Regions from separate parts of the Homo sapiens genome. Here all the other regions are linked to region 1. The links are chromatin loops, found by intact Hi-C in ENCODE. Cell type or tissue: heart right ventricle. All regions are shown on one strand. Region 1 overlaps DENND2A (DENN domain containing 2A). Region 2 overlaps LOC105375535 (a long non-coding RNA gene). Region 3 overlaps DENND2A (DENN domain containing 2A).

Evidence for each region. Peaks named below come from ENCODE experiments on the same cell type or tissue, not always from the same donor. Only the 100,000 strongest peaks of a DNase experiment are listed, where the experiment ranks them.
Region 2: it touches region 1 in a loop (3-fold over the local background); 6 of 110 quality-filtered maps call a loop at or near these places.
Region 3: it touches region 1 in a loop (2.0-fold over the local background); 5 of 110 quality-filtered maps call a loop at or near these places.

The regions. Positions count from the first base shown.
Region 1 is chr7:140,538,720-140,546,719 of GRCh38, forward strand. It overlaps DENND2A (DENN domain containing 2A), which reads right to left. Exons shown (of 20, transcript NM_015689.5): 14 at 5,899-6,047. Among named protein-coding and RNA genes, the nearest start is that of MKRN1, 63 kb to the left of the region's middle. RefSeq lists an enhancer at 5,986-6,486. In heart right ventricle, no CTCF peak of the experiment used is centred here; DNase peaks (open chromatin) are centred at 2,769, 3,072, 3,752 and 4,188; H3K4me3 peaks cover 278 bases; H3K27ac peaks cover 2,274 bases.
Region 2 is chr7:140,641,955-140,649,954 of GRCh38, forward strand. LOC105375535 (a long non-coding RNA gene) reads left to right here. Exons shown (of 6, transcript XR_928047.3): 2 at 5,767-5,917. It also overlaps the pseudogene RN7SL771P. Among named protein-coding and RNA genes, the nearest start is that of DENND2A, 5.1 kb to the left of the region's middle. RefSeq lists a silencer at 5,179-5,354. In heart right ventricle, CTCF peaks have their summits at 3,377 (motif pointing right) and 5,292; no DNase peak of the experiment used is centred here; H3K4me3 peaks cover 270 bases; H3K27ac peaks cover 1,741 bases.
Region 3 is chr7:140,591,327-140,599,326 of GRCh38, forward strand. The region is part of intron 3 of DENND2A (DENN domain containing 2A); the gene reads right to left. Among named protein-coding and RNA genes, the nearest start is that of DENND2A, 45 kb to the right of the region's middle. RefSeq lists enhancers at 2,565-3,065, 3,003-3,297. In heart right ventricle, no CTCF peak of the experiment used is centred here; a DNase peak (open chromatin) is centred at 3,158; H3K27ac peaks cover 4,260 bases.

The sequences.
Region 1 (8,000 bases):
GGTCTTGAACTCCCAACCTCAGGCGATCCACCTGCCTTGGCCTCCCAAAGTGCTGGGATTACAGGGATGAGCAATTGCACCTGGCCCTTTTTTAAAAAATTTTTTCTTTCTTTATTTTTTTTGAGACAGAGTCTCGCTCTGTTGCCCAGGTTGGAGTGCAGTGGCTCAATCTCAGCTTACTGTAACCTCTGCCTCCTAGGTTCAAGTGATTCTCCTGCCTCAGCCTCCTGAGTAGCTGGGATTATAGGCGTGTGCCACCACGCCCAGCTAATTTTTGTCTTTTTGGTAGAGACAGGGTTTCACCATGTTGGCCAGGCTGGTCTCGAACTCCTGGCCTCAAGCAATCCACCGGCCTCAGCCTCCCAAAATACTGGGATGACAGGCGTGAGCAACTGCGCTTGGCCTAAAGACTTTCCAGAATTTTCCAGGTCAGGCAACTTGCAGCCAACCATTGGTCCCCAAACCCTTGTTTGTCATGGCCTGGCCAAAGAACACTTCAATTCCCTATGGCTACTTTCCCATAAATCAGACAGATCGAGGTGGATACGGATTCTTCCACCTGGCCCATGGAGTCAGAGAGTTTCAAAGCTGGGGGAGGCCTTGGGGGTGACCTGATCATACCTGTCTCACTGGGACCCTGCTGGAAGGCCAAAGGCTGTAAGGGAGGCGGGGAGGGCCCTGAGGAGAAAAGCACAGACTTCCCCATGACCTGTTAGCCTGACTGCTGAGCACAAAGCGGGTCCTGAGGGCCTGTGCTAGGGAGACTTTCCTTATACATTTCTGTAAACGGACAGGGCCCCAGACCCTGCCCTTCACCCAACCCTGGAGTCTGCAGCCCAGCTGCTTTCCCTCCGTCCTCTCCAAAGCCCGGCAGCTCTCCCACTCCCTGCTTCTTTGAGCAGAATGACGGATCCTCTGCACGCCTGTTAGTTACCCATGTGACAGGGCCGTAGGGGGCATGAAATGACGCAGGTCAGACCCTCAGAAGGCGCCCGGCACAGAGGCCGCTCAGAGGCCACTCCACGCCCCGTCGCTGCCGTCATCCTCATCAGCTTTGCTCACGCGTTGTTTACCCTCTTCCTGTCTCAGAGCTCTTCGGGCCTTTCTTTACGCAGATTTCCATCTCTTCAGGTCTGCATGGAACCCGTGTAGGATGGAAGGACGATTTATTGGGCAGCGGGGAGAGCATGTGGAGCCATTTGTAACAGGAAAAGCGAGGGCTGCTTTCAGAGAAAACAAGACAGCGGAGTCCCGGAAAGTCAGAGCCATGCGGGGCCGCGTCTTATGAACGAGGAGACCCAGGGCCAACGGCTAAGGATGCTCAGGGGTCCCCCCTACTCTGGGAAACCTCCCTGAGTGATGGCGGAGGGATGTGTACCTCTGAAAGCTGTAAAGGGTCTAAAAACCCAATGACGGTCTTTCTCACACTCGCACACCATTACTGTACCATGGCCTGGCTCTCGCTCCAAGGAGGGCACCACAATTATCCACGTTCCTGCTGCCTTCTCTTCTCCCACAGAAATCCCATCCTCACAGCGCCTGACATTTGGCAGCTGCTGCAGAAGAAAACCCCTGATGGGCACAACGTGCCCGTGGGGAGACCTGCTTGTGGCAGCCACAGCTGGCATCTGACCCACTCACGGCATGAGCCGTTTGAAAAGACGAAACCTCCAAGGGCAGAATGCCAGGCACTATGGAAGGTTGGAGAGAAACACCAGTGCCTTTCCTATGGACTGCACTGGTGACTGTCTCCTCTGTTGAGGGGTCCCAGAGCAGGGCAGGGAGGGTGGCTGGGGAACAGCCAAGGCCCAGGAATCCAGGCAGGGTCCACTCTCGGCCACTGGACTTTGCTCATTTTTGTCTGTCTCTGGTGACAGCAGCTCTGTGGGAGGGGCTGGCCCAGCGTCCAACCTGTCCACCCGGAAATCTGTCCAGCAAAAAGGCGGAGGCGTCAAGTCCTCTCTCAGACGTCACTGGGGCAGGCATTTCCAGGTTTCTTTCTTTCTTTTTTTTTTTTAGACAGGGTCTCGCTCTGTCGCCCAGGCAGGAGTGCGATGGCATGATCTCGGCTCTCCACAACCTCTGCCTCCCAGGTTCAAATGATTCTTCTGCCTCAGCCTCCCGAGTAGCTGGGATTACAGGTGCACGCCACCACGACCAGCTAATTTTTGTATTTTTAGTAGAGACGGGATTTCACCATGTTGGCCAGGCTAGTCTTGAACTCCTGATCTCAGGTGATCCACTCGCCTCGGCCTCCCAAAGTGCTGGGATTACAGGCGTGAGCCACTGAGCCTGGCTGGCATTTCCAGGTTTCTTTGTGCCCTGAGCCTTCTGACATGTCCTCCTGCATTGCCCTTTGGAGATGTGTTTGTCTCTGACAAGGCCCCTTCCCTTTTCTGTTCCCACCTTTTCTCTCCCTGCACTTAATGTTTTTAAGTTTTTTTTCTTCTCCTTAATTTTTAGAGACAGAGTCTCTCTCTGTCACCAGTGAGACTGGTGTCTCACTGTACTTTTACCAGAAAAATGGATGATACTTTGTTTTCTTCCCCCTGGAGGGAGTCTGGGGGAGGCTGGGGTGTGTGAGGGGGCCCACGGCTCCTCTCCAGCTGTGCCCTTCCCAGACATCTTCTCAGGGTGGGTCCTCCCCAAGTCTAGCATCTTCACCCCGCAGGCACGTTCCCGGGGGACTCTGTCCCCACCACCACTCCTGGGGGGTGCTGGGTTTCCTTGGCTGGCTTTCCACTTCTAGCCCAGGCCTTTCTGAAATCCATCATTTTCCCCTCCCCCACATCCAAGCCTGAGAATTCCACCTCTAGCGGATGGAGGGAGTGGGGGATGGAGAAGATAAAGACAGTTACTATGGTGCTGATGAAATCCGATCCTGGCCACTGAAGGGTTATTACTCATCCTGGCTTCCAGGGCTCCAACCTTGAGAACTCCCTGGGCTGAATTCCCCAGTGCCCGGGAGCTTGGAGAGCTCCTCAGCGCCCAGCACCAGCTGCAAGGCTTACAGAGAGGGCCTGCTTCCTGAGCTGACAAAAGTGCACCGGGAGTACGATCACGCTGACATTTAAAAGTGCATAGCGAACTAAAACACAGGGTGGGAGCAGGCTGGGAACAGCCAGATGGCTGCTGTCCAAAGAGGTGCATCAGAAAGGTGACCAGATGCGGCGCATGAGGGGAGAGGGTGGGGCCGCTTCCCGCCCCGCCTCCTGAGGAATTCCACATCTACGGAGTTTGTCCCTTCCATTCTTCTATGCCTTTTTTTTTCCTTCCCTTTTGTTTTCCATAGTTCAGAGTCAGATTTCCTCTCCAAACCACAGTGCTTCAGGTTTTTTTTTGTTTTTGGCACTGCTTCTTTCCAGATGGACTTCTCAGGTGGCCTCATCTGCACCACCCGGTTGGCTGGCCCCGCATCTCAGCCCTTCCTGGGGCTGCAGCCACACCCCTCACGCTTCTGTGCCCCCAGTTCCAAAGCAAAGAAGGCTCTGATTCAGTATTTCAAAAATGAGCTTCTTTTTAGAAGCTCAGAACGAACCCAAGTCCTTGTCTGCATTTCCTTCCGGATCTTCTTTGTTTTGTGACGTGGCCTTAGCAAATTATTGAATGTGCCCACTGGGACGGGGGTGGCCTCCTATGGGGCACTGAGTTTGTGTGTGTGATGGGAGGGGATTTGCTTTAACGGTGAGGAGGGATGCCCTCACGATGGTCTGTCCTCTTGAGCATGGCCCTGCAGCCTTCTGTGAGCTGGCCTCTGTCCACCACTGCCGGCTCATCTCTCCCTCCCCCATCTTCCTCTCTCTGGGCCAGCCCTAGTGAACTACTTTGCAGTTCTTTTTCTCTCTCTTTTTTTTTTTTTTTTTTTTTTGAGTTTCACTCTTGTTGCCCAGGCTGGAGTGCAATGGCGCAATCTCAGCTCACTGTAACCTCCGCCTCCCGGGTTCAAACGATTCTTCTTCAAGCCTCCCAGGTAGCTGGGATTACAGGCGTGGACCACCACGCCCAACTAAATTCTTTTGTATTTTTAGTAGAGACGGGGTTTCACCATGTTGTTCAGGCTGGTCTTGACCTTCTGACCTCAAGTGATCCACCTGCCTCGGCCTCCCAAAGTGCTGGGATTACAGTCATGAGCCACCGCGCCTGGCCTACTTTACAGTCCTGAAGGTGACAGCTAGGCCTCACCTGTCCCCATATCTATGTAGGATGGCTCCTTTTGCCTGCAATGTGCTGACTACTTGTTCTGAGTGTTGGCCCTCAGAACTCGCCTCCCTGGGAGTGAGTGCCCTCCCTCGGTCTCCAGAACTCACTGCCTCTACCTGCCTCTAATGTGGTCCTGGAGAGTCGGCTTATGTCTCTGTTACCCCACTGCACTGAGACAAGTCTGTGTTTTTCTTTTCTTTTCTTTTTTTTTTTTTTTTGAGACAAGGTCTTGTTCTGTTGCCCAGGTGGAGTGCAGTGGCATGATCATAGCTCACTGCAACCTTGAACTTCTGGGCTCAAGTGATCTTCCTACCTCAGCTTCCCTAGTAGCAGGGACTGTAGGCTCGAGCCACCATACCTGGCTAATTTTTTTTTTTTTTTTTTTTACGTTTTTTGTAGAGATGGGGGTCTTACTGTGTTGCCCAGGCTGGTCTCAAACTACTTCCCTCAAGCAGTCCTTCCACGTCAGCCTCCTAAAGTGCGGTGATTACAGGCGTGAGCCACCATGCCAGCTGTGTCTTTTCTCTGTTTTCCTACCACATAGCAGAGTGTATGACACATGGCAGAATGAGTGGAAAGCCCACCAATGCCAGGGAAGTCGCACACAGCAGTGCAAAACAGTGTGCCCCCCAGATCTCCAGTCTGAGCTGCCGACTGATTCCATCCTTTATTTTATTTTATTTTTTATTTTTTGAGATGGAGTCTCGCTCTGTCACCAGGCTGGAGTGCAGTGGCATGATCTCGGCTCACTGCAACCTCTGCCTCCTGGGTTCAAGCAATTCTCCTGCCTCAGCCTCTTGAGTAGCTGGGACTACAGGCACACGCCACCATGCCCAGCTAATTTTTGTATTTTTAGCAGAGACGGAGTTTCACCATGTTGGCCAGGATGGTCTCAATCTCTTGACCTTGTGATCCACCCGCCTCGGCCTCCCAAAGTGCTGGGATTACAAGTGTGAGCCACTGCGCCTGGCCTATTTTATTTTTATTTTTGAGATGGAATGTCATTCTGTTGCTCAGGCTGGAGTGCAATGGTGCGATCTCAGCTCACTGCAGCCTCTGCCTCCTGGGTTCAAGCGATTCTTGTACCTCAGCCTCTCAAGTAGCTGGTGTTACAAGCACGAGCCACCATGACTGGCTGATTTTTGTATCTTTAGTAGAGACTGAGTTTCATCATGTTGGCCAGGCTGGTCTTGAACTCCTGACCTCAGGTGATCCGCCTGCCTCGGCCTCCCGAAGTGCTAGGATTACAGGCATGAGCCACCGTGCCTGGCCATCCTTTATTTGTGGGGGCAGGAGGGAAGGTCTCCCTCTGTTGCCCAAGCTGGAGTGCAGTGGTGAGATCTCAGCTCACTGCAATGTCCACCTCCCAGGTTCAATCGATTCCCGTGCCTCAGCCTCCCAAGTAGCTGGGATAACAAGCGTGGGCCACCATGGCTGGCTAATTTTTCTATTTTTAGTAGAGACGGAGTTTCACCATGTTGCACAGGCTGGCCTCGAACTCCTGGTCTCAAGTGATCCACCCACCTCAGCCTCTCAAAGTGCTGAGATTACAGGTGTGAGTCACCGCGCCCAGCCTATTCCATCCTTATCTCAGAAGGGCTTACTCTTCAATGCTAGGCGGTCACCTGCTCTACAGACTAGAGGGTCCAAGAGCGACTGTCATTCAAACGCTTTAGCAGAAGTAGCCAAGGCGGGTACCTGAGCTTGTCTGCAATGAAGATGACCCTCCTCTCCAGAAGCAGGGAGGCAAACACACAGACCAGGTGGCGGACGCTGAGGGAGGAGAAGAGAGACTCAAAGTCCACGTGCTCGAGCCGGGAGTCCAGCGGGCGGCACAGTTCGATCACCTGCCAGGGAACAGGAGCAGCCATGAAGGAGGGGCCCAGCTACGCAGCCAGGCCTCTCACGGGTGTCGCAGTCCCAGGGCTCTGAGGTCCTCATCAGGGGTGACCCACTGGTGGGGGAAAAGGGAAAGAAAAAAAGCAAAACAAAAGGATTGGGGGAAAAGAAAGATGCCAGAAGACGGGGGGCGGAGGAGGTAGCTTTGGTAGGGAAGCAAGCGTCTCACACTCAGCTATGAGACTGAGGACAGTGTGGACGAACGGGATGACAGAGGATGGCAAAATCAATGGTTTCCGGCCCCACATGGTTGCGGGGCTCTCTCTGGCAACAGCATATCTGTACTCCCCATGGAGAGTTTATAGGACTTTTGAAAACGGTTCTGTCCCTGAGAGTCCCAGTGGAGAGCATCTCTGTCTCTTGAGGAACTGTTACCTGCTAGGTGGAAATCCCAGACTAGCATGGAACGCCCAGCAGGCCTGAGCAGCACTTCGGAGACTCGCTGCCACCTCAAGAAGGTGTTTTTTAGGTAACCCTGACACCATCCCACTCCATTTCTGATGATATGTGCTTTCAGCTTTTGTGCTTTGTGTCTATATCTTCTTTTTTTGAGATGGAGTCTTACTCTGTTGCCCAGGCTGGAGTGCAGTGGTGCAGTCTTGGCTTATTGCAGCCTCCGCCTCCCAGGTTTGAGCGATTCTCCTGCCTCAGCTTCCCAAGTAGCTGAGATTACAGGTGCCCGCCACCATGCCTGGCTAATTTTTGTATTTTTAGTAGAGACAGGGTTCCACCATGTTGGCCAGGCTGGTCTCGAACTCCTGACTCCAAGTGATCCACCTGCCTCGGCCTCCCAAAGGGAGGGATTACAGGCATGCTGGGATTACAGGTGTGAGCCACCGTGTACCCAGCCTGTGTGTATATCTTCTTATTCTGCACTTGTTGAAATGTTCCTGAATTCCCTCAAGTTGGTACCCATGTGCATGTTTTTTTCTCTTTAAATAGCTGCCTCCCTCCCGGTGAGCAGAGAGTGGATTTCACTCTTAGTGTTGCACCGCCTGGTGCTGCCCCAACGGTGAGGCTTCCTCTCCAGTAACCTCCCTGCTACATCCCCATGGCCAAGCCACTGCATCTGGTATGGGATGGTTTCAGGTTCTCTAGCAACACAGAGATTGCTGTTCTCTCTGCTGGGAAACTAGGTTGTTCCAGAGTGTTCCAGGCCTATTCTCCTCCCTCCTTTGTTTCCAGAGGTGATCTGGTTTGCTGAGGGTCTCTGAAACTGAAGACTCAAGGCTAAATGGGGTCCTTCTTCTGATGTCCACCAAGCCATGCAAAGGGGGTGGGAGGGATGAAAACAAACTCCTTCATAAAATCCCAGCCCAGGCTGGGCGCGGTGGCTCACGCCTGTAATCCTAGCACTTTGGGAGGCTGAGGCGGGTGGATAATGAGGTCAGGAGTTTGAGACCATCCTGGCCAACATGGTGAAACTCCGTCTGTACTAAAAATACAAAAATTAGCCGGGTGTGGCAGCAGGCACCTGTAGTCTCAGCTACTTGGGAGGCTGAGGCAACAGAATAGCTTGAACCTGGGAGGCAGAGGTTGCAGTGAGCCGAGATCACACCACTGCACTCCAGCCTGGGCGACAGTGCAAGACTTTGTCTCAAAAACAAAAACAAAAAATAAAGTTATAGAGGTGATACAGACTTGAAATGTAAATAGGTTTCAATAAAATGTATGAAAGAAAACGGGCTATTAAAAGAAATTAAGGATGTTCAGTGCAGATCCCTAACCTGAGGCCAACATCATGCAAAGGAACACCCCAGCTGCCATAGCATAGTTCTTGGGCTTGCCGCATTGGGCAGAGTCCTAGGCTGGATGGATTGAGGGTGGAACTCATGATGAGTGATCTGGGCCAGCTCTAGGGGTGGGGAGAAGACACCAAGGAATTGGACTGCTCACTGAAA
Region 2 (8,000 bases), 100 kb after region 1:
CGCGCGAGAGAAAGGCAGGAGGGAGACAGTGAAAAATAAAAGATGGGTGTAATGACGTAATACTGCCCAGGCAGTGCCTATAGACTGGGAGCTTGAGATTTGAGGGACTTGTTCAAAGTCACAGGAAAAAAATCTCTGTTTTCTTCTCAGCTGAGGGTTTTATGCTTTCTGGGAACTCTTTGAAGCTTTTCTAGGGCTTAAGTTCCTTAAACTCCTCATGACATACCCATTTTAACTAAGCATAGTCAACTTTTAGAGCCCACATTTGCAAAGTGCAAGCTTTTTTTTTAAAGTGTAAGCATTTAAATTATTGTTTTGTTTGTTGAAGCATTATTCAGTAAGTTTTTCACTTTCTAAATAAAGATCAGAGGCTTGGCTTTTTTTTTTTTTTTTTTTTGAGACGGAGTCTCGCTCTGTCGCCCAGGCTGGAGTGCAGTGGAGCGATTTCGGCTCACTGCAAGCTCCGCCTCCTGGGTTCACGCCATTCACCTGCCTCAGCCTCCCAGGCTTGGCTTCTTTTTTATTGATTGATTGATTGAGGCAGTCTCAGTCTCTCACCCGCGGTGGAGTGCAGTGTTGCTATCATAGCTCACTTCAGCCTCGAACTCCTGGGCTCAAGCAATTTCCCCACCTCAGCCTCCCAATTAGCTAGGACTACAGATGTATGCTATCATGGTCGGCTTTTTTATTTTTTGTAGGTCTTGCTATGTTGCCCAGGCTAATCTTGAACTCCTGGCCTCAAGTGATCCTCCTGACTTGGCCTCCCAAAGTGTTGGGATTATAGATGTGAGCCACCACGCCTGGCCAAGACTTGGCTTCTTGAGGGTTAATTATTCCCAGGGCTGCTACAACATATAAGAAAGCAAACTGGTGCAATCTTGGCTTGCAACCTTTGCCTCCTGGGTTCAAGCGATTCTTTTGCCTAAGCCTCCTGAGTAGCTGGGATTACAGGCGCCTGCCACCGCGCCACGCTCGGCTAATTTTTTTGTATTTTTAGTAGTGACAGGGTTTCACCATCTTGGCCAGGCTAGTCTTAAAAACTCCTGACCTCATGATCCACCCGCCTTGGCCTCCCAAAGTGCTCGGATTACAGGTGTGAGCCACCGCACCTGGCCTAATTTTTTTTTTTTTTTTTTTTTGAGACAGATTCTCACTCTGTCACCTAGGCTGGAGTACAGTGGCATGGTCTTGGGTCACTGAAGCCTCAGCCTCCTGAGTTTGAGTGATTCTCCTGCCTCAGCCTCCCATGTAGCTGGGATTACAGGCATCTGCCACCATGCCCAGCTAATTTTTGTATTTTTAGTAGAGACAGGGTTTCACCATGTTGGCCAGGCTGATCTCAAACTCTTGACCTCCAGTGATCCTCCCACCTCAGCCTCCCAAAGTGCTGAGATTATATTGTATAGGTGTGAGCCACTATGCCTGGCCTTCCACTCCCTCATCTTTGACTTCTGGACACTAATCTGTTTTAGGAAAATAACTCCTGCCTTAGTTCCTTGGGTCTGAGTCTGATGAACTGTGTACAGCCTGTGCTTTGTGGATTTCTAACCTTGCCTGCCTCTCACAGCCCCCAGCCCTCCAACTTCTCAGAGCTGGCTGCTCCCATTGCTGGGTCATCCTGTGGCTCTGCCCATGACAGGGGTCCCACATAGGGACCCCTCCCTCCTTCACCTTGTGGCCCCCCCATGCTGGCTCCCTGGAGGAGGGAGACAGGGTAGCCCACGATAGCCCTCCAAGGCTGGTGCTACACGTTGGAGCCTGGAAGGGCCTCTCCGTCATCCCCTCTTCTCCTGTTCCTGGCGCTGACAACTCCAACAGTATATTCGTCCCCTGTCCTCCTTCTCTGTCCATAGCTTCTCTTCATGTTGGAAAATGCTTCGGGTAGGAGGTCATGCCTGGCCTCAAGCTGGGAAAAGTGAAAGTGAGAGGAAAGGGACAAAGTTGATTTCTCTTTTGAGTCTTTAATCTTGCTTCTTTATATTTTATTTTATTTCATTTTATTTTATTTTAATTAATTTTTATTTTTTGAGACAGAGTCTTGCTCTGTCGCCCAGGCTGGAGTGCAGTGGTGCAATCTCGGCTCACCACAACCTCCGCCTCCTGGGTTCAAGTGATTCTCCTGCCTCAGCCTCCCAAGTAGCTGGTATTACAGGCATGCGCCACCACACCCGGCTAATTTTTGTATTTTTAGTAGAGATGGGGTTTCGCCATGTTGACCAGGCTGGTCTCAAACTCCCGACCTCAGGTGATCCCCTCACCTTGGCCTCCCAAAGTGCTGGGATTACAAGCATGAGCCACCGTGCCCAGTCTTTTTTATTTTATTTTAACATTTATTTCAATTAATTTATATTGAGACAAGGTCTTGCTATGTTGCCTAGGCTGGCCTTGAACTCCCCACCTCAGCCTCCTGAATAGTAACCCTGTTTCTTCCACACAGAGCAGCCCTGGAACACTGCAGTACATTTCTTCCTTCCTCTCCCTCCTTTTCCTCCAGCGTCCTGCTGAGGAGCGCAGGCCTTGATTGGAGGGGCACATTCAGCTCTGCAGCAGGTTGCTCAGCCTTGAAATCCCAGCTTTTTAAACCCTTCATCTGTAGGGTGGAAATGGCAATGGCTGCGGCCTCCTAAGAGCGCTGTTTTGAGGGTTTGGTATGGTGCCTGGCCCATGGGAGGACTCACGGGTACTCTCCTGTTGGTTATTATTTTCCTAATCTCCTTTTTTTTTTTCCCCATGAACACAGAGTGTCAAGGTTGAAGAATGGGAGGCAGGCAGTTTTTCTTCTCCTACATCAGCGCTCAACTCCCCCTTCCTCCCCACCCCTTTTAGGTCCAGGATCGTCTACCAGCACGCACAGGCAACAGAGCTGGCTTTATCTCAGCCATAAGCCAAGGGAGTAATGCATTCAATGGGCCTGCGGCTCTGTCTCTTGCTCCGACACTGGATGGAACAGACTCTCTCTTCCAGGCTCTGACTGCCTTCCAATAAAAATTAAAATAAAGAAACCAGGCCGGACGCGGTGGCTTATGGCTGTGATCCCAGCACACTGGAAGGCCGAGGCGGGCGGATCACCTGAGGTCATGAGTTCGAGACCAGCCTGGCCAACGTGGTGAAACCCTGTCTCTACTAACAATACAAAAATTAGCCAGGCATGGTGGCAGGTGCCTGTAATCCCAGCTAGTCGGGAGGCTGAGGCAGGAGAATCACTTGAACCTGGGAGGGCAGGCAGGTGGTGATGAGACAGAAGAAAGATCCTGCCAGCCAAGAGGCCAAGAAGGAATGGATCCCAGTGACCCAAGCAGGGGAGCCAGATCTCAAGGGGATGGTTTGAGTCAGGGATGCCCCAAGGAACTGCACTGCCTGTTCCTTCCAGAGGGGGGAGCCACAGTGAGGACATGGATTGGTTCTTGATCCAGAACTCTCCCTCCAGAGGAGCTGGCCCTGGGCAGAGCCGATGCTCACAGGCTTCATGGGGTAACAAAAAGAACATGGGTTGAGCCAGACAGGTCTGGGTCTGTGGGACCTCAGATAAAGCACATAACCCGTTGGGGCTTGGTTTTCCCATCCATGAAATGGCAGGAATGATGCTTCGTTGTTCAGAGTTGCAGGGCGGACCTAATGCCATGACTGGTCAAAGTGCCTGGGACAAAAATGATGCTCTGTCAACATTTACATCCAAAAGGAATCTCAGTGGAAATGAAAACATTTGAGAGAGTGTCCGAAGGCTCTTTCTCAGGCTCTGTCCCCTGCCTTGATGGGTGGGGCTAGCCTTGTCATATCCCTCGGTACTTCCCATTTCCCGTGGTTTCTTCTTTTTTTCTTTTGAGACGGAGCCTTGCTCTTGTTGCCCAGGCTGGAGTGCAATGATGTGATCTTGGCTCACTGCATAGGTGCATAGGTGAAAGGTATACACATGGGAGGCTGGGGCAGGAGGATCACTTGAGCTTGGGAGTCCTGGGTTGTGGTGCACTTTGCCAATCCAGTGTCTGCACTAAGTTCAGCATCAATATGGTGACCTCCTGGGAGCAAGGGACCACCAGGTTGCCTAAAGAGGGGTTAATCAGCCCAGGTCAGAAATGGAACAGGTCAAAACTCCTGTGCTAATCTGTAGTGGGATCGTACCTGTGAATAGCCACTGCACTCTAGCCTGGGCAACATAGTCAGAATCCATCTGTAGGAAAAAAACTGGAAATAATTAGCCTGGGTTCAGTGGTTCATGCTTGTAATCTCAATCTCAGCACTTTGGGAGACTGAGGCAGGTGAATCACTTGAGCCCAGAAGTTCGAGACCAGCCTGGCAACATGGTGAAACCCTGTCTCTACTGAAAATACCAAAAAATTAGCCAGGCGTGGTGGCGCACGCCTATAATCTCAGCTACTCAGGAGGCTGAGGCACGCGAATCACTTGAACATGGGAGGCAGAGGTTGCAGTGAGCAGAGATTGTGCCACTGCACTCTGGCCTGTGTGACAGAGCAAGACCTTGTCTCAAAAAAAAAAAAAATAAAAACCATAATCATTAAATTATATTTAAAAAGAAAAGAAAAAAGCTATACACACAGTAGATGATTGATGGACAAGAGGTTTATTGATTGATTGATCATCTGGAGAGCTGGTGTGGGGAGAAGAATCACATGTCTGTGCTTAGACAAGTTTGGATGAGGTAGAGCAAGGAAGGAACTTCTCTTAAGGGCAGGGAAAAGTCTACAGCCTCACCCTGACACAGCCTTGGCCAAGCCTCCCCTACATCCCTCCCATCCATAGACCAAAGCCCTGCAGGCTCAGAGCCCACCGAGCCATCTTAGAGAGGCTCTAAGTCAGGGCTTACAGATGTCAGGGCTCCCCTTCTAGTCTCTTGCTGGCACCTGATGCCTTTCCTCCACAGAAGGCCACCTCCCCCCTGCCTCTCTCATTCCATCTCTAACTCCATCCTCAGCCCATTCTCCCACCTAGACACAGCTGGGTGCCAGTTCCTTGCAGGCCCTCCTGGCTGCCTCTCTCTGAGGAAACAAAACCAAGCCAAGCATCCCACCCAAACCTCAAAACCAGGCTTGGTTTGTTATTGGTCCCAATCAGATGCAATCCAGGAGGTGTGGGATAGGAGTGGGAGGGGTAGAGGGGGAGCAGAGGCCACCCAGGAGTGTGCAGAGCCCAGACTGAAGCCCTAAGGCTCTTTCATCCTCCCTGGCTGCGAAGGGCTGGTCTTTGGCAGAGATGCCTCTGTGCCCTCTGTCTTCCGGGGACGCTCTCACACCTACCGCTTTGGCTGGGACTATAAGATGGGCAGCTGTTGAGGCCCACTAGGGGTGCTGTGGGGCAGATGGTCTTTGTTTATTACCATGGATGGCTGACCTTTGCTGGCTTACCACGGGGAATCCGGGAGAATCTCTGCATTGGCAGACAGCATCTCAACATATCATTTTGAGATAAGAATCATTTCTGTTTGATTTCATGACCCTAATTTATTTTGGACTGTCTTTTTTTCACACAAAGAATTAAAGTGTCTGTAACTTCATAAAGACTGGCGTGTTTATGACAAAAAGCAAAGAATAAAGGTGTGAACTTTCCAGGTCATTCATCACTAGGCAAAGTCTCAAATATGAAGCCTGCCACACCAAGTACCCTCTACACTTACATTCTTTCTGTTCCTTTTGGACGATGTATTTGAACAGTAAAAAAAAGGAACAAGAATGTGGTGATTTGGATACTTTTTAGAGGCATGGCTTTCTGTGTTTAAGCTGTTGTAGCTCTTTGTGGTCACTGTGATTTCAGAATACAGGACAGTCAGGCCAGTGAATCCAACTCTTCTGTGTGGACTTCTGTGCACAGGATGAAAGGCACCTACCTCTTGCTTCTGAGAGACTTCCCTGCCTACTTTCTGGCCCAACGAGGCAATCTCTTCAGAGTCAGGAGAAGGAGTGAGGTAATACGCTTCATTAAAGATTTTTTTTTTTTTTTTTTTTTTTTTTCTGAAACAGAGTCTCACTCTCTCACCGGGCTGGAGTGCAGTGGCGTGATCTCGGCTCACTACAACCTCCGACTCCCTGGTTCAAGGGATTCTCCTGCCTCAGCCTCCTGAGTAGCTGGGATTACAGGCACGCACCACCATGCCTGGCTAATTTTTGTATTTTTAGTAGAGACAGGGTTTCACCATGTTGGCCAGGATGGTCTTGATCTGACCTCATGATCTGCCTGCCTCAGCCTCCCAAAGTGCTGGGATTACAGGTATGAGCCACTGCGCCCAGCCCTCATTAAAGATTTTAATCATGCTGGACACAGTGGCTCATGCCTGTAATCCCAGCACTTTAGGAGGCCAAGGCAGCATGATCACTTGAGGCTGGGGGTTCAAGACCAGCATGGGTAACATAGTGAGACCCCCATTTCTACAAAAAATAAAAAATTAGCTGGGTGTGGTGGCACACACCAGGGAGGTTGAGGCTACAGTGAGCCGTGATCTCACCACTGCACTCTAGCCGGGGCAACAGAACAGGACCCTGTCTTACCTGTCTCAAAAAACAAACAAAAACAAGAAGAAGAAAAAATATATTTTATTTTATTATTATTTTTTTGAGACAAAGTCTCACTCTGTCACCCAGGCTGGAGTGCAATGGCGTGATCTCGGCTCACTGCAACCTCTGCCTTCCAGGTTCAAGCAATTCTCCTGCCTCAGCCTCCCTAGTAGCTGGGATTACAGGTGCCTACCACTGCGCCCAGCTAATTTTTGTATTTTTAGTAGAGACGAGGTTTCACCATGTTGGCCAGGCTGGTCTTGATCTCCTGACCTCAGGTGATCTGCCTGCCTTGGCCTACCAAAGTGCTGGGATTACAGGTGTCAGCCACCGCGCCCAGCCAAAAGAAGAATATGTGTATGTATATATATATATATATATATATATATATTTTTTTTTTTTTTTTTTTTTTTTTGAGACGGAGTTTCACTCTTGGCATGCCCAGGCTGGAGTGCAATGGCGTGATCTCAGCTCACTGCAACCTCCGCCTCCTGGGTTCAAGAGCGTATCCTGCTTCACCCTTCCGAGTAGCTGGGATTACAGGCATGCGCCACCACATCTGGCTAATTTTGTATTTTTAGTAGAGACGAGGTTTCTCCATGTGGTCAGGCTCATCTGGAACTCCCGACCTCAGGTGATCTGCCTGCCTCAGCCTCCCAAAGTGCCGGGATTACAGGCATGAGCCACTACATCCTGAGATGTAGTCTCTGTTGCCCACGCTGGAGTGCAGTGGTGTGATCTTGGCTCACTGCAACCTCCGCCTCCCAGGTTCAAGCGATTCTCCTGCCTCAGCCTCCCGAGTAGCTGGGACTACAAGCATGCGCCACCATGCCCAACTAATTTTTGTATTTTTAGTAGAGACGGGGTTTCGCCATGTTAGCCAGGATGGTCTCGATTTCCTGACCTCGTGATCCACCCGCCTCGGGCTCCCAAAGTGTTGGGATTACAGGTGTGAACCACTGCGCCCGGCTGAGAAGAAAATATTTTAATCACACCAGGTTATGAGCTAGGCATTACATCCGTGTCCTCATTGCCAGATCACCCTCTTTGTACTAAAATCCACCCCAGGCCCAAGGTCAGCCTTCAGATCTCCAAATGACTGTACAGCACTGCACTGACTCTCAGAGGCCACACCTTGCTTGAGAGAACATATTTCTGAAAGCTCTAATATCTGTCCCCTTCCTACGTCTCTCAGATTAACTCAAATCAAAATAAAAAAGATTGGCTAAAGGCAAGCCAGCTGATATACTATTGCTCTCGCTGGGAGTGTGACTTTGGGTGAGTCAACTTCCCTCTTTGGGTGTCAGATTCCTGGGGAGATCACAGGGGCTGTCTGGTCCCTCCCAGCCCCAGCCTTCTCATGTAGGCAAAAAAGCGCAAGAGCAGTACTCTTCTCATTCTCACTCTACGTTTTCCTGAATATGTGCTGGGCAGTGTTAATGCATTACAGAGATTACCTAGTAGGTAGGTTCTAATATTAGCCTCTTCTAGAGATAA
Region 3 (8,000 bases), 53 kb after region 1:
GTTATTCACGTTGCAAAACTAATTTGCAAAACGATTCATCAAAAGGTTTCTCAAATAGCAGCTCTATTTCCTGTATTAAAGGGTTAGTTTTCAGGTGACTAATTCCTATGCAGGAAGTCTGAAAGGCAAACAAATTAACATGAGGTACAGTCCATACAAGATCAAGGAGAAGCCAGAAATCTTTACATGCCCAGTTTCTAGAACTAGTAGGAAAGTAGGATTCCAATTATAACATTTGATCTATCATTGTCATGTGTTGGTAACACATGCCAAAGCATTTAGAAAGTTAGCTCTTCCTAGCAGTTCTTTATTTTCCCTCCCTTCCTTCCTTTCTTTCTTTCTTTCTCTTTCTTTCTTTCTTTCTTTCCTTCCTTCCTTCCTTCTTTCTCTCTCTTTCCTTTCCTTTCTCTCTCTCTTTTCTTTCTCTTTCCCTCCCTCCTTTTCTTTCCTTCCTTTCTTTCTTTTCTTTTCTTTCTTTCTTTTTCCTTCTCTTTCTTTCCCTCCCTCCCTCCCCTTCCTTCTTTCCTTCCTTCCCTTCCCTTTCCTTCCTTCCTTCTTTCTTTCTTTCTTTTTCTTCCTCTCTCTTTCTCCTCCCTTCCCTTCCCTCCCCTCCCCTCCCCCCTCCCTACTCCCCTCCCCTCCCCCTCCCCTCTCCCTCCTCTCCCCTCCCCTTCCCCTCTCCCTCCTCTCCCCTCCCCTCCCCTTCTTTTCTTCTTCTTTTTTTTTTTTTTGATGGAGTTTCGCTCTTGACGCCCAGGCTCTTGTCACCCAGGTGCAATCTCGGCTCGCTGCAGCCTCTGCCCTCTGGGTTCAAGCAATTCTCCTGCCTCAGCCTCCCGAGTAGCTGAGATTACAGGCGCCTGCCACCACATCTGGCTAATTTTTATTTTTTTTTTTTGAGACGGAGTCTCGCTCTGTCGCCCAGACTGGAGTGCAGTGGTGCGATCTTGGCTCACTGAAAGCTCCACCTCCTCGGTTCACACCATTCTCCTGCCTCAGGCTCTCGAGTAGCTGGGACTACAGGCGCCTGCCACCATGCCCAGCTATTTTTTAAAATTTTATTTTTAGTAGAGACTGGGTTTCACCGTGTTAGCCAGGATGGTTTTGATCTCCTGACGTTGTGATCTGCCCACCTCAGCCTCCCAAAGTGCTGGGATTACAGGTGAGAGCCACCACGCCCAGCTAATTTTTCGTTTTTAGTAGAGACAGGGTTTTGCCATGTTGGGCAAGCTGGTCTTGAACTCCTGACCTCAGGTGATCCGTGCCCTGCCCTTTTTTTTTTTCTTTTTTTGAGACAGAGTCTGGCTCTGTCGCCCAGGCCGGAAGGCAGTGGGGCGATCTCAGCTCACTGCAACCTCCGCCTCCAGGGTTCAAGCAATTCTCCTGCCTCAGCCTCCTGTGTAGCTGGGATTACAGGCACCTGCCACCATGCCTGGCTAATTTTTGTATTTTTTGTAGAGATAGGGGGGTTTCACCATGTTGGCCAGGCTGGTCTTGAACTCCTGGGCTCAAGCGACCCACCCACCTCAGCCCCCCAAAGTGCTGGGATTACAGGTGTGAGCCACCATGCCCGGACCACCTAGCATTATTTCTACAGCCTACATAAATGTCAGGGACATCAGTCCTCCCCTTCTGAGGTTTAGGTAGGTGATTAGGCTCCCTGAAGAGGAGAAATGTGATCACACCAATCCTTCAACTGCTAACCTAATTCTGTTCTCTACAAATATTTTTTTTAACTTGAAAGTTTTAGTACCTTCATTTACACATTAACTTTGAGAGAAAGGAAACTGTGAAAGGTTAATGAACGATAACCACATCCAAACAGGCTTCTCTCTAATTTAAACATTTTCAACATTCATTCCACATCCCGCCTGCAAGTTTAATAAGTAAACATGCGAGTCACATTGTGCTCAAAGTGGGTGATACAAAGGCGAGAGGTCCCTGCCTTTGGGGAGCCCACAGCCTGGGGAAGAGGTGTAACCTCCACTCAGCCTCACTTTACTTCCCAGGTCCTCAAATGATCGTTTGATATTTGGTGCTTCTGAGTTTCAGAGATGCTAGAATGAGCTGGTTGTTCCAAAGAACTTTGCTGAAGGGCGTTATAACCTATGTAATAGCCAAATTTCAACAACCAATGCCAAACACTGTGATTCTGAGTCGTATTTTGAATGTTCTTCATGACTTCTCCATATTTTTGTAAATGAAATGCTAACTTAGAGCTCCTCCCATTTGGACAATGCGGAAGAATCTCAAAGCTGAACTCGTAATCCTATTGCCTCTCTGATGAGAACCAACTCCTTGCCCAGTGTTGCCATCCAAAGGTTTAGGTCTGAAACCTGGAAATCAGACTCCTAGCCTCCCTCCCACTTACTGCCTACGTCTAACTAGTTAACCCAAGTTTTACCTCCAAAGCATCTCTTGAACCCACCCACTTCTCTCAGTCCCCGAGGCAGCTACACCACAGGGTAACCACAAGACCTCACTGTTTCTCCCCATCGCCTCACCGCACCTGCCCATTGGTGCCCACCCAGTCTCCAGGCTGCTGACAGGATGGTCTCTTAAACAAGCAAATCTTTTTTTTTTTTTTCTTTTTTCTGAGATGGAGTTTCACTCTTGTTGCCCAGGCTGGGGTTAAATGCTGTGATCTAGGCTTACTGCAACCTCTGCCTCCTGGATTCAGGCGATTCTCCTGCCTCAGCCTCCCAAGTAGCTGGGATTACAGGCACCCACCATCCATGCCTGACTAATTTTTTGTATATTTACCCGAAACGAGGTTTCACCATGTAGGCCAGGCTGGTCTCGAACTCCTGGCCACAGGTGATCCACCCCCTTCAGACTCCCAAAATGTTGGGATTACAAGCGTGAGCCACCGTGCCCGGCCTTAAACATGCAAATCTGATTATCTCTCTCCCCTTCTTAAAAATGTTCCTTTTTTCCATTGCCCTTAGGTAATAGGCCCAAATCCACACCTTGTGTATAGGTCCAGAAGACCTTCAGGCCTCACCCCAGACCCTTCCTGGCCCTCAGGCCACACTCCTGCCTTGCAGTTCCTCTGACATGATGCAGTCTTTCCTGTCTCAGGGCTTTCACCTATTAGTTCACTCAAACTGAACGTCCACTCCCCACCCTCCCGCTGGCCCGAGCGTCACTTCCTCTTGATCCCATCTGTTTCCCTGATAGGCTACACATCCCTGCTGAATGTTCCCATGGCACCAGGATTCCTCACAGCACTGACAGGAGTTATGATCACGACACCAGCTGTGTCCTTCCAACTATTACTGGTCTGCAAATCCCGTGAGGACAGAGTCTCCGTCTATCTCGCTCATTATTACATTCCTATGTCTAACACTCGATAGGTGCGTGGTAAATATTTGTTGGTTGAATAAGTGAATGAGTATTTTATTTTATTATTTATTTATTTTCGCTCTGTCGCCAGGCTGGAGTGCAATGGCGCATCTCAGCTCACTGCAACCTCTGCCTTCCGGTTCAAGCGATTCTCCTGCCTCAGCCTCTCAAGTAGCTGGGACTACAAGTGCGTGCCACCATGCCCAGCTAAATTTTGTATTTTTAGTAGAGATGGGGTTGCACCATGTTGGCCAGGAAGGTCTCGATCTCTTGACCTTGTCATCCGCCTGCCTCAGCCTCCCAAAGTGCTGGGATTACAGGCGTGAGCCACCTTGCTGGACCATTTTGTTTTTTGAGATGGAGTCTTGCTCTGTGCCCAGGCTAGAATGCAGTGGCAGGATTTCGGCTCATTGCAACCTCCACTTCCTGGATTCATGTGATTCTCCTGCCTCAGCCTCCCGAGGAGCTGGAATTGCAGGTGTGTGCCACCATGCCTGGCTAATTTTTGTGTTTTTAGTAGAGACAGAGTTTCCCCATGTTAGCCAGGCTGGTCTCAAACTCCTGACCTCAAGTGATCTGCCCACCTCGGCCTCCCAAAGTCCTGGGATTACAGGCATGAGCCACCATGCCTGGCCCCGTGAATGAATATTTTAAAAGCTGGTTTTAAGTGCTACATTTACTGTTTATAATTTATCCCTACTTCAAGATTTAAAAAAAAAAAGCAGCTGTATTATTGAGTTAATTTTTAGTAAATTGTTTTGAATCCATTTCCCCCAGGATTATTTTCCTCTATGGATTAAAAAAGCTTGGCTACAGGCCAGGTGTGGTGGCTCACGCCTATAATCCTAGCACTTTGGTAGGCTGAGGCAGGCAGATGGCTTGAGTCCAGGAGTTCAAGACCAGCCTGGGCAACATAGCAAAACCCTGCCTCTACAAAAAATACAAAAATTAGCTGGGTGTGGTGGCATGTGCCTGTGGTCGCAACTACTCCGGAGGCGGAGGCAGGAGAATCACTTGGCCCAGGAGGCGGAGGTTGCAGTGAGTTGAGATTGCACCACTGCACTCCGGCCTGGGAGACAGAGCAAGACCCTGTTTAAAAAAAAAAAAAGCTTGGCTAGCCTGGCACCTAGCGACCATTTAAAACATCATCCAGCTGGGTTAGAAATCAAGGATGCCACGCGCTGACTTCCATCCTCCTCCTCCAGCTGCCAGAGTCTTTCTGCCTGTCTCTCCTGAGTGGCCACGGCAGCTCTTCCCCATGGCTCGCCATACTCAGGAAGGGCTTTCCTACCACCAGGTGCTCAGGGCAGGCGGCTAGGCAGGAGGAGACTTCCGTTAGCTCTCAGCTTGCATTCTGTTATCGGGTAACTCCTCCACCGTGTACTAGGATCACTCACAGGGTTTCTGCTTTTCTCTATCCTGGATCTAAACCCTAAATGTCAGAAGGAAAAACTATTTCTGTCCCTCATTGTGGCTAATATCCAACGATTTCCACCTTTCAATGAGAAATGACATGAAAATCACTCTTGTAATGGACAACAGCAACCTTGGAAGAGCAAGCACCGTCTCTCTGTTTTCCAATGCAGCTTCTATTGAAATAAATGGCTTTACTAAATCAAGTTTCTCAGAAGCTTCCAGAGTAGCTTTTGCTCTAAACATCAACTTAATCAAACAATGCGCTCCTTTGAAGACTTGAAACATTCAGTTTTTAGACGTGGTAATTCCGAGTTGTCTCAGGGATGCCTTGCTGACTGAGATGGACCACAGCTTGGCTGGTAAGTTAATTTTAACTGTTAAACCTGTGAGAGCCGAGGGTTGCTGCCCAGCCAGAGAGCTGTGGGGATCCGTATCAGTCCCATAGAAGATGGAAATTATGGAATCAATAACAGCACAGTGTGATCTGGCAGCCATATAATGACTGAGGTTTCACGTCCTCAAGAAGTTCTGAAAGTCTTACACTAAAGCTCCAAGGAAAGGCCAAATCTATATGATGCCAAAATAATCAGCTGAAAAGTTGAAATTTTGGTCATTGCAGTTATTTGGTTTCATAAAGATCTACAAGCTGTCACATGACCAGGTTAAACTAAAATTTAAAAATCTGAATTCCAGTTAAGACATTTTGAGTATGTAGATACATGTGAATTCAGGATGGTGCTCACACTTAAAGAGTAGTAACTTTTCTTGTTAAATGTCGGCCTTAAGGCATTCTTGCCAGAGCTATTAAGTGTATGCCATAAAACACATATAACCAAGTTAATGTTGTTGTAGGAACCTTATCTTTGGAATTTCCTGACATTTGAGGGTTTCTCATTTTCCATTTTAGGATTGAAGGCCTAAGTCCTTGCATTTAATTTCCTGGGGCTTTAAAGAAATGAAGAAAGAAAAGAGAAGACAGCAAATAGAGAGGGAGAGAGAAAAGGAGGGAAAAGGAAGGAAAGAGAAGAGGAGAAAAGAAAAAAGAAGAGAGAGAAACAGGAAGAGAAAAAGAAAAATACGCTTTCTTAAACCGAGGATCTGAATCCGCTGGTTTTGCTCTTAAGGAGGTGAAATAATTGGCCTATGAAAATAAGCTGAATACATTCTCTAAGGCACACACAGCCTGGCCATGAAATTTGAAACCCTCATAACCTCTAAATCCTTAATCATTTCTTTCTTCAACCTTGGTTTGGCTTTCCTCCCTCAAAGAGGGTGGTGCGTCTGCCAAATTCGTGGTACAGTCCTTTTTGTTTTTAAGAGATAGGACCACAATAAAGAGCATACTTTATTTTTTTAAGAGTAGAAAGTGAATATCTTGCCCTAATCACCTCCATTGTACTATTTTAAACAAAATGAAAAACCCAAAGTCAAAATTGTTAAAACACAGCTGATGAAACCATATTCAAACTGGCCAAGAAAAATTTCATCTTTGGACTGAAATAAGTAACTTTAGCTGTTTATAAAGAAAACACTGGAAGACTGAAAAGCGCAGATGATAGTTAAGAGAGAAAAGATAATGGGAATAACTGTTCCCCAGGTTGACTCGCCTGCCCAGTGATGACACAGATGAAGGATTCCAGTTTCCCAGAATCAACCTGTCCCTGGGGGTGTGGGACCTCCTTGGAGGAAGAGCCAGAAGGGGCGTGGAAGGGCTGCTGTGGGAAGCACTGGGCAGGGGCAGGGAAGTCATGGGAGTGCTCGGGGACCCGGGCTTTGGCACTGGCTGGAGAAAGGATTTATTATTGGAGATGGATTCAGATTTTCTCAGAACATAAAGAAGGAAGCATCTAAGTTCTTCTCCAGACCTCAAGTAACACTGAAACTCAAACCTAGTAAAGATAGTGCAATCATCCTGTATGTATTCTGCAAAAAAAAGATAGTGCAATAAAACCCAAGTCTAGACCAGTCTAATTTATTTACTGATACAAAAATCTTAAAATATTAGCAAATAAAATTCAGTAGTACATTAAAAGAATAATAAACCAGGCCCGAATGGGAATTCATCCCCCACATTTAAGGATGGGTTAATATTAAAATATAAATTCAATATGAATGGATCAGAGCAGAAGAATCATATGATCATCAGGAGTTTCTGAAAAGTACTTTAACAAAAATCTAATCTCTAGTCCTAATTTTTAAAACTCTAAGTGAAAAAATAAATATAAATGGACACTAACTTGATAACATAAAAACATATCTCAAATAAGAGTGCCTGTGAGTGAAACTCTAGATGCGTTACCATTAAAGTTAGGGGCGAAGTAAGACTGTACGCTGCTTTCAGCACTACGATTTAACACTGTTCGGAAGTCTCAGCCAGTGCAATTTGGTAAGAGAATTAGGTATAAATTAAAAAGAAAAGGTAAAATGATGATTCTTTGTAGACAATATGGTTATATTCATAGTTTCTATGAATCAACTAACAGACTATTAGAAATAATAAGAAATTTAAGATGTCTTAAAAAATACACATATATATACACACAAACACACACAAAATAAGAGTTTTCTTAAATACAAAGACCATATGAGAAAAAAGACATTAACCATTGCATTAAAAAGAGAAAAGACTTAGAAATAAATGTAGCAAATACATAGCATGTCAAATAATTATATATTAATTACAAAAACCCCCACATATTTTATGTATGTGAAATTTGATAGTAATATTTAGAACATTCAGAAAAATACAGGCAGAAACACTCAAGACATTTTTGGAAAAGGTGAATAATAAGTAAATAAACAAACAAGAGGTTTATAATTACTAAAAAGGAGAGAGACAAAGTGATTATTATTTTTTTTTGCATATGACATGATGTTATATATAGGAAGTCCAAGAGGATCAACTGACTAATTATTAGCAACATTAAGAACTTTCTATAAGCTCTACTAGATATTAAAATACATTATGGTCTGGGTGTGGGGCTCATGCCTGTAATCCCAGCAGTTTGGGAGGCCAAGGCAGGCAGATCACTTGAGGTCAGGGGTTCGAGACCAGCCTGGCCAACATGGTGAAACCCTGTCTCTACTAAAAATACAAAAAATTAGCCAGGCGTGGTGGCGTGCGCCTGTAATCTCAGCTATTTGGGATGCTGAGGCAGGAGAATTGCTGGAACCCAGGAGGTGGAGGATGCAGTGAGCTGATATTGTGCCACCACACTCCAGCCTGGGCGATACTCTGT